Regions from separate parts of the Mus musculus genome. Here region 1 is linked to region 2. A link is a loop called in an ENCODE intact Hi-C map of the cell type or tissue named here. Cell type or tissue: left cerebral cortex. All regions are shown on one strand.

Region 1 (5,000 bases), 160 kb after region 2:
ACAGTGGAGAGACAGCTCAGCAGTTAAGGGCAGTAACTGTTCTTCCAGAGGGCCCAGGTTCACATGGTAGCTTATAACTATCTGTAAGTGTCCTCTTCTAACCTCCCTGGGTACTGTGTGCAGGCAGTGCACTACCGCTATATGAAGGCAAAACACCCAGACACACATAAAAGTTTTTAAAAATTAAACTTAAAACAAGAAAGAAGGCTGCAGATGAGCTCAATAGCATTGCCTAGCAAATATGAAGCCCGATTCTGCAAAAGGAAACAACTGAATTGTTTACTCTTGACCATCTCTAGGATCTGGAACGCTTAAACAAAGACACAGGTACATAAGTCTACATATTTGGTAATCTTTACCATTATTCCAGTATTTTGAGAAAAATGATGTTATAAATATTACAAAGTATGTACTAGCAGTAAGGACTATTTACCTCAAACTTTGCATAATAGCTAAATCTGATGAATGAAAAAGCAAAGCTATGAGAGCTATGAGCTGGAGAGATGGCTCAGCGTTTTTGAGCACTGACTGCTCTTCCAGAGGTCTTGAGTTCAATTCTCAGCAACCACATGGTGGCTCACAACCATCTGTAATCGGATCTGATGCCCTCTTCTGGTGTGTCTGAAGAGAGCAATGGTGTATTTATATATATAAAATAAATGATTCAAAAAAAAAAAAGAAAGAAAGAAAAGCTATATAAAGATACATTTTCTTTTTTTTTTCTTTTGTTTTTTTTCAGACAGGGTCTCTCTATGTAGCCCTGGTTGTCCTGAACTCATTCTGTAGTCCAAGATAGCCTCGAACTCAGAAATCAGCCTGCTTCTCTCTCCCAAGTGCTGGGATTAAAGGTGTGTGCCACCACCGCCTGGCAAGATACATTTTCGGTTGACCCATAACTAGAATTTTGAGTACATTTTATTTTTATTTTTTGGCTTTTCGAGACAGGGTTTCTCTGTGTAGCCCTGGCTGTCCTGGAACTCCCTCTGTAGACCAGGCTGGCCTCTAACTCAGAGATCCACCTGCTTCTGCCTCCTAACTGCTGGGAATAAAGGCGTGTGCCACCACCAAGATTTATTTTGATTTTCAATAACATGCAAGGTCTGACGTTTTCTAATTTACAAACAATCTCTAGTTCTACTACCAACTGCAAAAGAACTGGAATGTAGGCCTAGAAACCTGTTAGCATTTCTCACATCTCTACTTTTCCCTAAAATCAAGACATGGTTATCAGTGCAATAAGAAATGGAGGCTATGATTGATGGCTAATCTTAGCTGTTAACTACACTATATCTGGAATCAACGAAAACCAGGCAGTTGGGCATACATGTGAAGAATTTTCTTAATTGGATCACTGAGGTCAGAAAATCCACCCTAAAAATGGGTCACAGCTTCCGGTGGCTGGCAGCCTATCTCACTGGCAAGTACACCTGTCCTGCTGCCGAGGCATCACTGCACTGGTCTCAGTACACAGACTGAAGCCCAGCTGTCTTAGCCCTGAGGGCTGAACATACACCAGATTCTCGGCCTTCTTATTAGGAGACAGACAGAGTTGAGACCAATTGGACCACAGCCTGTAAAGCCTTCTAATAAACCTCTCTTGTATATATTATATGCATATTTAATTCATATGTTGTATATGTATGTATGTATATATACACATATATATATATATATATTCATGACATCAGCTTTGTTCCTCTGAAGAACTGGCTAATATAATGGGTAACCCAGATGTGATCAGAGTTGGAGGTGGGACTCACAATGTGTCAACACTGAATTAACAGTCTCAGTCATCTACATCATAAAAAAGCCGCTCCCACACTCCAGAGAGCACTCTTTCTCCATCTGTCAAAGGTCATCCTGCAACCTCACCTTCCTTTTACACACATGTACTGTACCTGACAAGCTGGATCAAGACCCATTTTTCTTCTAAGAAATTTTTCTACATGCCCGATAGTTGCTTCTCCTGAAACACGCACAAACTTCTTTTCCAATGGCTGCAGAAACAGAGAAGACTTTTCAGATTATGTAAATGTATACATACATAAAACGTACAAGCTATTTTATAGAGCAGATTTTAAAGCAAAGATGATTTTATGATTTTGAGTCAATTTGTAGTCTAAAAAAAGTAGAAATTCTGGAAATCTTTTAGATACATACCAACAAACTTTGTAATAGAAAGGCGTGTTAGTTAACTTTAAAGCTCATGTAAAACAAAACACCCGATACAATGGGACATGCCTGACATCCTAACCCTTGACAGGGGGAGGCAGGAAGACTGTAAATTCACGATCAGCCTAAGCTGACGGTTGGCATCCTGTCCAAGCCACTGCAGTGCCTGCTTGTCGTTCCAACTACTTGGGAAGGCAACACAGGAGGATCTCTTGAGTACTAACTCCACAGCAAGGTAAGACATGTCTGCAGTTTCGGCTAGAGAGACTGAGGCAGGGGGTTTTTACTTAAGTCTAAGAGCTGAGACAGTCTGGACACTTGCTTTTTAAGCAAGGCATGGTAGCTCACACCTGTGATCCCAGTATTCCAGGGGCTGAGAGAGGAAAACTGCTATGAGCTAAGGACAGCCTAAGCCACAAGCCTATCTCCAAAGAGTAAAAAGGAAAAGAGAGGAGGAGAGGAGGGAGAAGGAGGGAGAGGGAGAGAAGTTTTTCTTTTTAAATTTTAAAATGAGAATAAATCTAGTCACAGGTGGCTTGAGTTACAGAGTGTGGTGCTGGCAAGAATGCTCTGGGTTCTGCCTGCTGAGCACCTCCCCTGCTCCTGCTGCCATCTTATAATAACTGTTCTAGGATCCTCAGAGGCATTGGAAGGTCTCCAGTAAAAGGGCAGTCGCCTTAGATTTCTAGACACAGCAGAGCCTCAGAAGATCACCCCACTGTGAGGACATCTCCAGCCAGAGAGTATCAATCATCTCAGGAACTGAACTGTCTGTCTCCGCAGACATTAAAACTGCTCTGAACCACCTTCAAGAGCCAGAACTAAGATAATGACCCATCAGGTCACAGTTTGGTCAAAATTTGATCATTGTACATTCCTGCTGCCTCCTGCCCCAGCAGCTCTTCTATTTAAATCTAAAGTTGCCAGGCACGGTGACTCACACATAGAACATTGGCACTCAGAGACAGAGACTGAGGCAGGCAGACTGCCATGGATCCAAGGCCAGATGAGGATACATGAATTCCAGGTTAGCCTAGGTTACAGAATCAGAACCTGTTTGAAAAACACAATTAACCTTCACCACTACAAAAAACTATGCCAGTGACCTAAAGACAAACTTGAGTCATGGAACCTCTTTATCTGCTCCTCTTCCTGCTGTGGCAATACTGATTAAACCTCTTTCTAATGTTTTCCATCAATATATCTTTTTCAGAGTCTCCTGTAATCCACGATGACTTTGAACTTGACGTGTATCTCACAAGTGCTGGACTCATAGAATATGCAACACACTCCATTTATGAACCTAGGGCTTCACGCACGCTAGGCAAGTTAAGTATTGCATCAACCATTCATCTCTCTAAATGTCACACTAGGGTGGGCAGCTGAGCCTTGTGTGTTGGGACTTCTACAGCCATGGGTTTTCCCTTAAAACTCTCGAAAAAGCCAGTGGTGGTGGCCAACACCTTTAATCCCAGCACTTGGGAGGCAGAAAGAGGCAGATTTCTGAGTTCAAGGCCAGCCTGGTCTACAGAGTGAGTTCCAGGACAGCCAGGGCTACACAGAGAAACCCCATCTCAAAACAAAACAAAACAAAAAACAAAAAAAACCCAACAACAACAACAAAAAAAAAACACCAAAAAACAAACAAAAAACTCTTCAAATAGATGCCACAAACGAAACAACCCTGACCTTTCCTTAATAAAAGTAATCAGAGTCTGTATCACAGAGATTTTACTTTCGTAGGTGTCTCTAGCTTGCTATTTATCTCAACAACTGACAAAGTATAATACAAAGTAGTTCTTACCTCAAATCTCAGTGAATGCTTGAAGTGACAAGTTAAGGCAGGTTAACTTCAGCCAAAAATGTTAAATATACAAGTTTAAATTCATGTTAAACTCTAAGCACCAACTACACAAAAGCACTTTGAATTTTTTTTTTTTTTTTTGAGACTGGTCTCACTACAATAGCCCAGGCTGGCCTTGAATTTTTGATCCTCTTTTTCAGCCTCTAGAGTAGTTATACCACATCTGACTCTTAGAATTTTTTTAAATTACCACATTAAAATCAGGCCTAGTGGGACATGCTTGTAGCTATAGCACTTAGAAGGTAGAGGCAGGAGGATGAAGAATTCCAAGTAATCCATGGCTAATAAGTTCAAGGCCAGAAGGAACCTGTCTCCAAAAACTAAAATATAAAAAAAAAATTACCAATCAATGGGGCATGTGGCTTTGTAAATTACTTATTTTCCTTACTTCACTTCTTTGAATCAGTAACAAGTCCCTAGTCAATGTTTCTTACTCTGAGAAACTACTATAGTATTACTGTTGAATTTCAGTAACTTGTCAAACATTTATATTTTAATTGAAGATAATTTCTACTTGGTTGCTAATCTGATTCAGAATTTATACCTACAGAATCCTCTTATAAAGTAAACAAAAAATGAAATACCTTAAAATGTCCGGTGTCTTCATTAGCACTAAAAAGAAAGGAAAAGTTAATCAAAACAATATTTTAAATTACATGCTTAATCATAAAACAAAAGAAAAATAACATGAACATTTCATATGCAGCAATTCATTTTACTCAGAAAAAAAATTGTTTGGTTGGTTAGTTGGTTGGTTGGTTTGTGTGTGTATGTGTGTTTTGGAGACAAGTTTTCTCTACATCCTGGAATCCACTCTGTAGACCAGGCTGGCCTCGAAGTCAGATTTGAACTCAGCTTTGCATCCCAAGCTCTGTGATTAGAGCCGTGTGCCTCCTTGGAGGGCTATAAACTTTACATCTATTTATTTACAATGGCGGTCACGCTGCTGCTTGCGTGCGTGGTC
Region 2 (5,000 bases):
ACTGACTATATATCTAAAGATGACCTTGAACTCAGCATCTTCCAGTCTCTGCCTCCCAAGTGCCTGGATTCTGGTTGGGTGCCACCAAGCCCAGCTAAAATTGGCGTCTCATCTTTCTTACTGTCATAAAACCTTGACATACAAATTTGATAGCAAAGCATGAGCCCAGCCGTGGGTGGAGCTTGCTCCAGCTTCTGCTCTGTGGGTCTGGGCTCTCTGGGCTCACTGCAGGTGAGTCTTCAGGGCCGCTGAACAGTTTGGTTTGTGGTGTATTTGGACCAATTTGCAGGTAGAAGTTTAGTCCTTTATCTCATGGATTTTGGGTAAAGGATGTAAACTGATTGCCCCACTCGGTGAGACATCCAAAGTACACAAGTAGCAACAGAACTCAGACGGCCCCGCTGCTGTTTTGTAAATTGCATTAGGAATGAATAACACGGTAGAGAAGGCTTCATGAGATCCTTAAAATGAAAGCAACTGCGAGTTAAGTCAGACCCAGGGCTGTCCCTGTCAGGCCACAGCAGGGTCCAGTGTTTTCAGCAGGAGGCTGGGACCAAGAGGAAGTCCATCCTGGAGGCAAGCATGCCCTTTCTGAGTGGGGACGCTCCTGCCTGCTGCTTTTGGTCACACCTGGGATGGAACACTGTGTGTCCTTCACCATTCTGCTCAGGTCTTAGACTAGTGAGAAGAGGCCAGATCCCTGTTTACATCAGAGTACTGTCTGGAGAGAAACTTTCAATAGTTTCTTGAGAAAACACACAGCTCTCATTGAAGAGTAGCAAACAACCACAGAAAACTGGTGAAGTCTCTCTGGCCCGTGGCAGATTGTCCTGCACTGTCACAAAGGTCCTAGTCTCCCATCTTTTTACAATAATTTTATATTAATGTTAAAAATAATTAAACTTTTATGACTACATTTTTTTGTGAGCAAAAGTTGAGTGTGAGTCTGTAGGGAACAGTGATTTCCCAAGGCTTGCTGTTTCCTGTCAAGAAGGCTTAGCAAGTGTTGCTGACCACGTGCTGTAAGCCCGCTCTTTCTTTACTTGGTGTTAAGATTTTAATCTTGTCCTTGAGATGCTGAGCAGTATTAAAGCCAGGAGGTGTGCTCCCAGGCAGTCATGTCAGGCCCGTGGCTCTGTAGGAGGAGTGTGGGCAATGGGTGGCTGTGACAACGGGCACAATAAGACGTTCATCACATGCATGTGCACATGTGTGTGCGTGCGCACGTGTGTACGCGGGCCCAACAAACCAATCAGAAAGCAGTGTTCACTAACTGGGAGTCTAGAAGAATCCAGGCTCTGACCCCCACCTGCCAAGGAGCAGTGGTCCTGCCACCCAGGTGCCTTGCCTTTGATACCTTGAAACCATAGAAGTAAACACTATTTTAGAAACCTATGCAGACAGAGAGAGAAATAGATGGGTGCGTCTCTATGAGTGCCAGGTCAGCCTGGTCTACATAGTGAGTTCCAGGCCAGTCAGGGCTACACAGAGAGACCTTATTTCAACAACAACAAAAAGCATACATACATATTTCATAGAAGAGAGAGCTTTATATTGTCTACTCTTTCTACTAGCTTTTTCAAAATATCTTCATACAACTAAACACACCCCTCAATTTTTAATTTTACTTTCATAAAATGTTTAAAATAATGATCTGTTGGTTTGACTTTTACACTGTATTTTACTAAGGTTCTCTTGCTCTTTACATTGGAAGTTTTGTTTGTAGACCTACAAAAAGCATAAAATCCTATCAGAAAAACATTAAATATATTAAACAAAAATACATGCAGAAACATACAACTTAAAGACCTGATCCAGGAGCGTGGTCTGGGAGAGGCTAGCAGGAGAGAGCGGGACATGTCAACAGGGCACGTCCATCCGGCACTCACTGGGTGTGGCGCTGTGCTCAGCGCTCTATCTTCCGTGAGCTGGGTACCACTGTGCAGTTTACAGAAAGGACTCTGAAGCTGGGCAGAGTTGGGTCACCGTTCAAAGTTCCGCTCTAAGAGTGCTGTTCTCTCAGGAGGTGGCAGGGACAGTAGGGGGCACTGTTGAGTCGGACGTTGACTTGTGGGAAGCCAGCACTGTGAGCTGTGTGGCAGAACAGGTGGAAGAGGGAGATGTGGCCTGGGAGTCCTGAGAGGAGTTCCCCAGTGGACACGGTGGTGAGGGTGGGCAGAGGACTTTAGTACCACTATGAAGAGAGGAAAGCTTCAGGGGACCGCAGTACTTCGGGGTCTTCAGCTGGTTTCAAGTTGCTCAGTGGCACTGTGTAAACCAGTCACTTGAAGTAAGAGGTAGGCTGTGGCCACAGTGACAGACTTTGATAGTTGGAGGGCAGGACCTGCCACAGGCTGGCTCTTTTCTGGGCATCTTTTAAGGGCTTCGGAAGATGGGAGCATGGGTCCCCTCTACCCTTGTGGCATTCTGCAATTCAGAGCCCATCTACTGTGCTCAGATGGCTGAAACAGCGGGATGAAAAGGCCTCCTCAGGGAGGACATGGGATCTATTATTTGGTTGGCTGATTAGTTTTTTGGGACAGGGTTTCTCTGTGTGGCCCTGGCTGTCCTGGAACTCCCTCTATAGACCAGGCTAACCTTGAACTCAGAAATCCACACACCTCTGCCCCTTGAGTGCTGGGATCACAGGGGTGTGCCACCACACCCAGTGGTATTTTACCTTTAACATAATTCATCGTTAAAGCTACAAGGAACGGGAGCTGGAGAGATGGCTTGGTGGTATGGAGAAGGCACTGCGTTGCTTTTCCAGAGGGATCCAGGTTCAGGAGGCTTGCTCCAAGGAGATCACTGCAGAAACCCATATCACCAAGACACCGAGCAGGCCTCTCAAGGGTTTCCTGTCTCCTAGCATGATGGTATACCTGAGCTGGCTGATGGCTAAGAGGCAAAGGAGACAGAGGGTCTTTGATAATCTCGTTTGGCTCCTGGACAGATAATGGAGAGCCTTTTATGGTCCTTGTTAGTATCGGGTAGTAGCGTCCGTGACCCGGGCCTTCTCCTCAGCCCTATCTGTGTACCTAGTGATGCTCCCCTCAAAGGCGGGTTCTCAGCTACTGAGCTTTGGCCTTTATACCCTGGTCTTGTCGCAGCTGAGCTGTGCGTATCTGTGGGAGAGATGTGTGGGCGCTGGTGGGATTGCTTTTCATTTGGAGCGAGCGTTCTCCAGCGGCTATACCTACAGTGCTTTAAAGGCCGCTTTCTCTCCCTTTTCTAGGGGAAAATAAGTCACCTCCTCGCCCCTGTGGCCTGAATCACTCAGATTCTCTCAGTCGGAGCGACCGGATTGACGCCATGACGCCAACCTTGGGGAGCAGCAACAACCAGCTCAGCTCTTCCTTCCTTCAAGTCTACATCCCTGACTACTCAGTACGAGCCCTCTCTGACCTACAGTTCGTCAAGGTGAGTGGGGAGGGCTGCACGGCTAGATCTGGCAGGTACAGCCACTTCTGACAGCTTCCCCTTGGCTGTCAAAACGTCCCACCTCCCTTCCTGGGCTCAGCGCAGGTTGAGAAACACAGTGACCTCTATTCCATCCCATGAGCCTGAATTAGCCATCTTTCAGAGACCCAAGCAGCTTTCGCTGAAGCTGATAACCATTTTTCTTGTCTCTGAATGTAAGAGGCCAGATGTAGAAATGGTTCTAGTGGTGAGAGCTGGCTGGATCTTGGCAGTCGGTGTGAACCTTTCAGAGTGGCTCAGTTTCTACTCAAGGATGATTCCTCCTAGAGCAAAAGAGTTGGGCCTCCTGGGGTATTCAGTGTGTGATACGGTATTAGGAGACAAGAGAACCTAAAAATAAGTTCTCTTGGTTTGTTTTCTGTGTCCTCTTCTGGCCCCAGATCTCCAGACAGCAATACCAAAATGCCTTGATGGCGTCTCGGATGGACAAAACGCCTCAGTCTTCAGACAGTGAAAATACTAAAATTGAATTGACTCTTACGGAGCTGCATGACGGCTTGCCAGATGAGACGGCCAACTTGCTCAATGAACAGAACTGTGTGTCACACAACAAGGCCAACCACAGCCTGCACAGTGAAGGCGCCATCTAGGGCCCCTCGGGCCCCCTTGTCCGGCCCTCCTGGACTTGGTCTGACCATGACTTCCGCTAGTTGAGCTTGTCTGCCATGCTGCGTCCTACAGCCTTGAGACCAAAGACTTTGCCCCTTTCCCTGGAAGCCGCGGAGGACGGCTGGGGGAGGGATGGAAACTGGACACGTGACATCCACAGCTGGGGCATGGCTTTCAAGAATTCGGAGACAAACTTCTTCCACCCAAATAGAATCATGTTTATTTTTTCAGAACCTTTTATCGTTTCTTTCATCCCTCAATTTGCATGAAATTTAAAAATTGTTTCATTATGTTTTTTTCCAAGAGATCATGTTTTTGTTTCTAAGTGTCTTTTGCAGAGTTTGAAGTTGGTCTTTCCAAGCTAACTCTGCTGTAGCCCCACCGTGTGACCCCGACAGGATGGACTTGCCCCTTTAACGGCCTTCCCTGGCCGTCCCCAGGAGGGATACCTTTCCTCTGTGCCCGGTGGGTGTCGCTGTCGAACTTGATGGATGAATGAAGAAAAATCATGTCACTGCAGAACGTGCCAAGTCTGTCGTCACTGTGGGTGTCGGCGGAAGCTGCAGGTGCCCTCTCTGCACGTAGTGTCCTTTTGAAAATATGATGTCTAACCCCATCCCTTTCCCTCAGGAAGGATTAATTTAACGTTTGCTTGGGGATGTGATCTTGTTCCCACCCTAAGGAATTTTTATCACCAAAATGAATGTTAATGAATTTTAAACCCATGGTTTATCATTGGCAGGAGGCAATGACTTCATCCCCCATTCCTGTAACCTCTGGTGGTCTGGGACATCAGCTAGCCCCCACCCCAACCCCTCACTCTTGCTAACCCAAGCTGCTGCTACAGGTGCCAAGTGGAAACCTTCCATGGGGCTTCTTAATGAACATGTGGTGGTGGCGGCTACAGGATG

Evidence for each region. Hi-C counts contacts between places; a loop is a spot of excess contacts. Peaks named below come from ENCODE experiments on the same cell type or tissue, not always from the same donor. Only the 100,000 strongest peaks of a DNase experiment are listed, where the experiment ranks them.
Region 1: it touches region 2 in a loop (5-fold over the local background); 12 of 42 quality-filtered maps call a loop at or near these places.

What each region holds. Positions count from the first base shown.
Region 1 is chr19:47,038,146-47,043,145 of GRCm38, forward strand. It overlaps Pcgf6 (polycomb group ring finger 6), which reads right to left. Exons shown (of 10, transcript NM_027654.3): 7 at 4,621-4,648; 8 at 1,899-1,997. Among named protein-coding and RNA genes, the nearest start is that of Pcgf6, 10 kb to the right of the region's middle. In left cerebral cortex, no CTCF peak of the experiment used is centred here; DNase peaks (open chromatin) are centred at 2,790 and 3,120.
Region 2 is chr19:46,873,973-46,878,972 of GRCm38, forward strand. It overlaps Cnnm2 (cyclin M2), which reads left to right. Exons shown (of 8, transcript NM_033569.3): 7 at 3,236-3,420; 8 at 3,861-4,608. The coding sequence ends at 4,070. Among named protein-coding and RNA genes, the nearest start is that of Nt5c2, 86 kb to the right of the region's middle. In left cerebral cortex, CTCF peaks have their summits at 2,036 (motif pointing right) and 4,558; DNase peaks (open chromatin) are centred at 2,054 and 4,585; H3K27ac peaks cover 758 bases.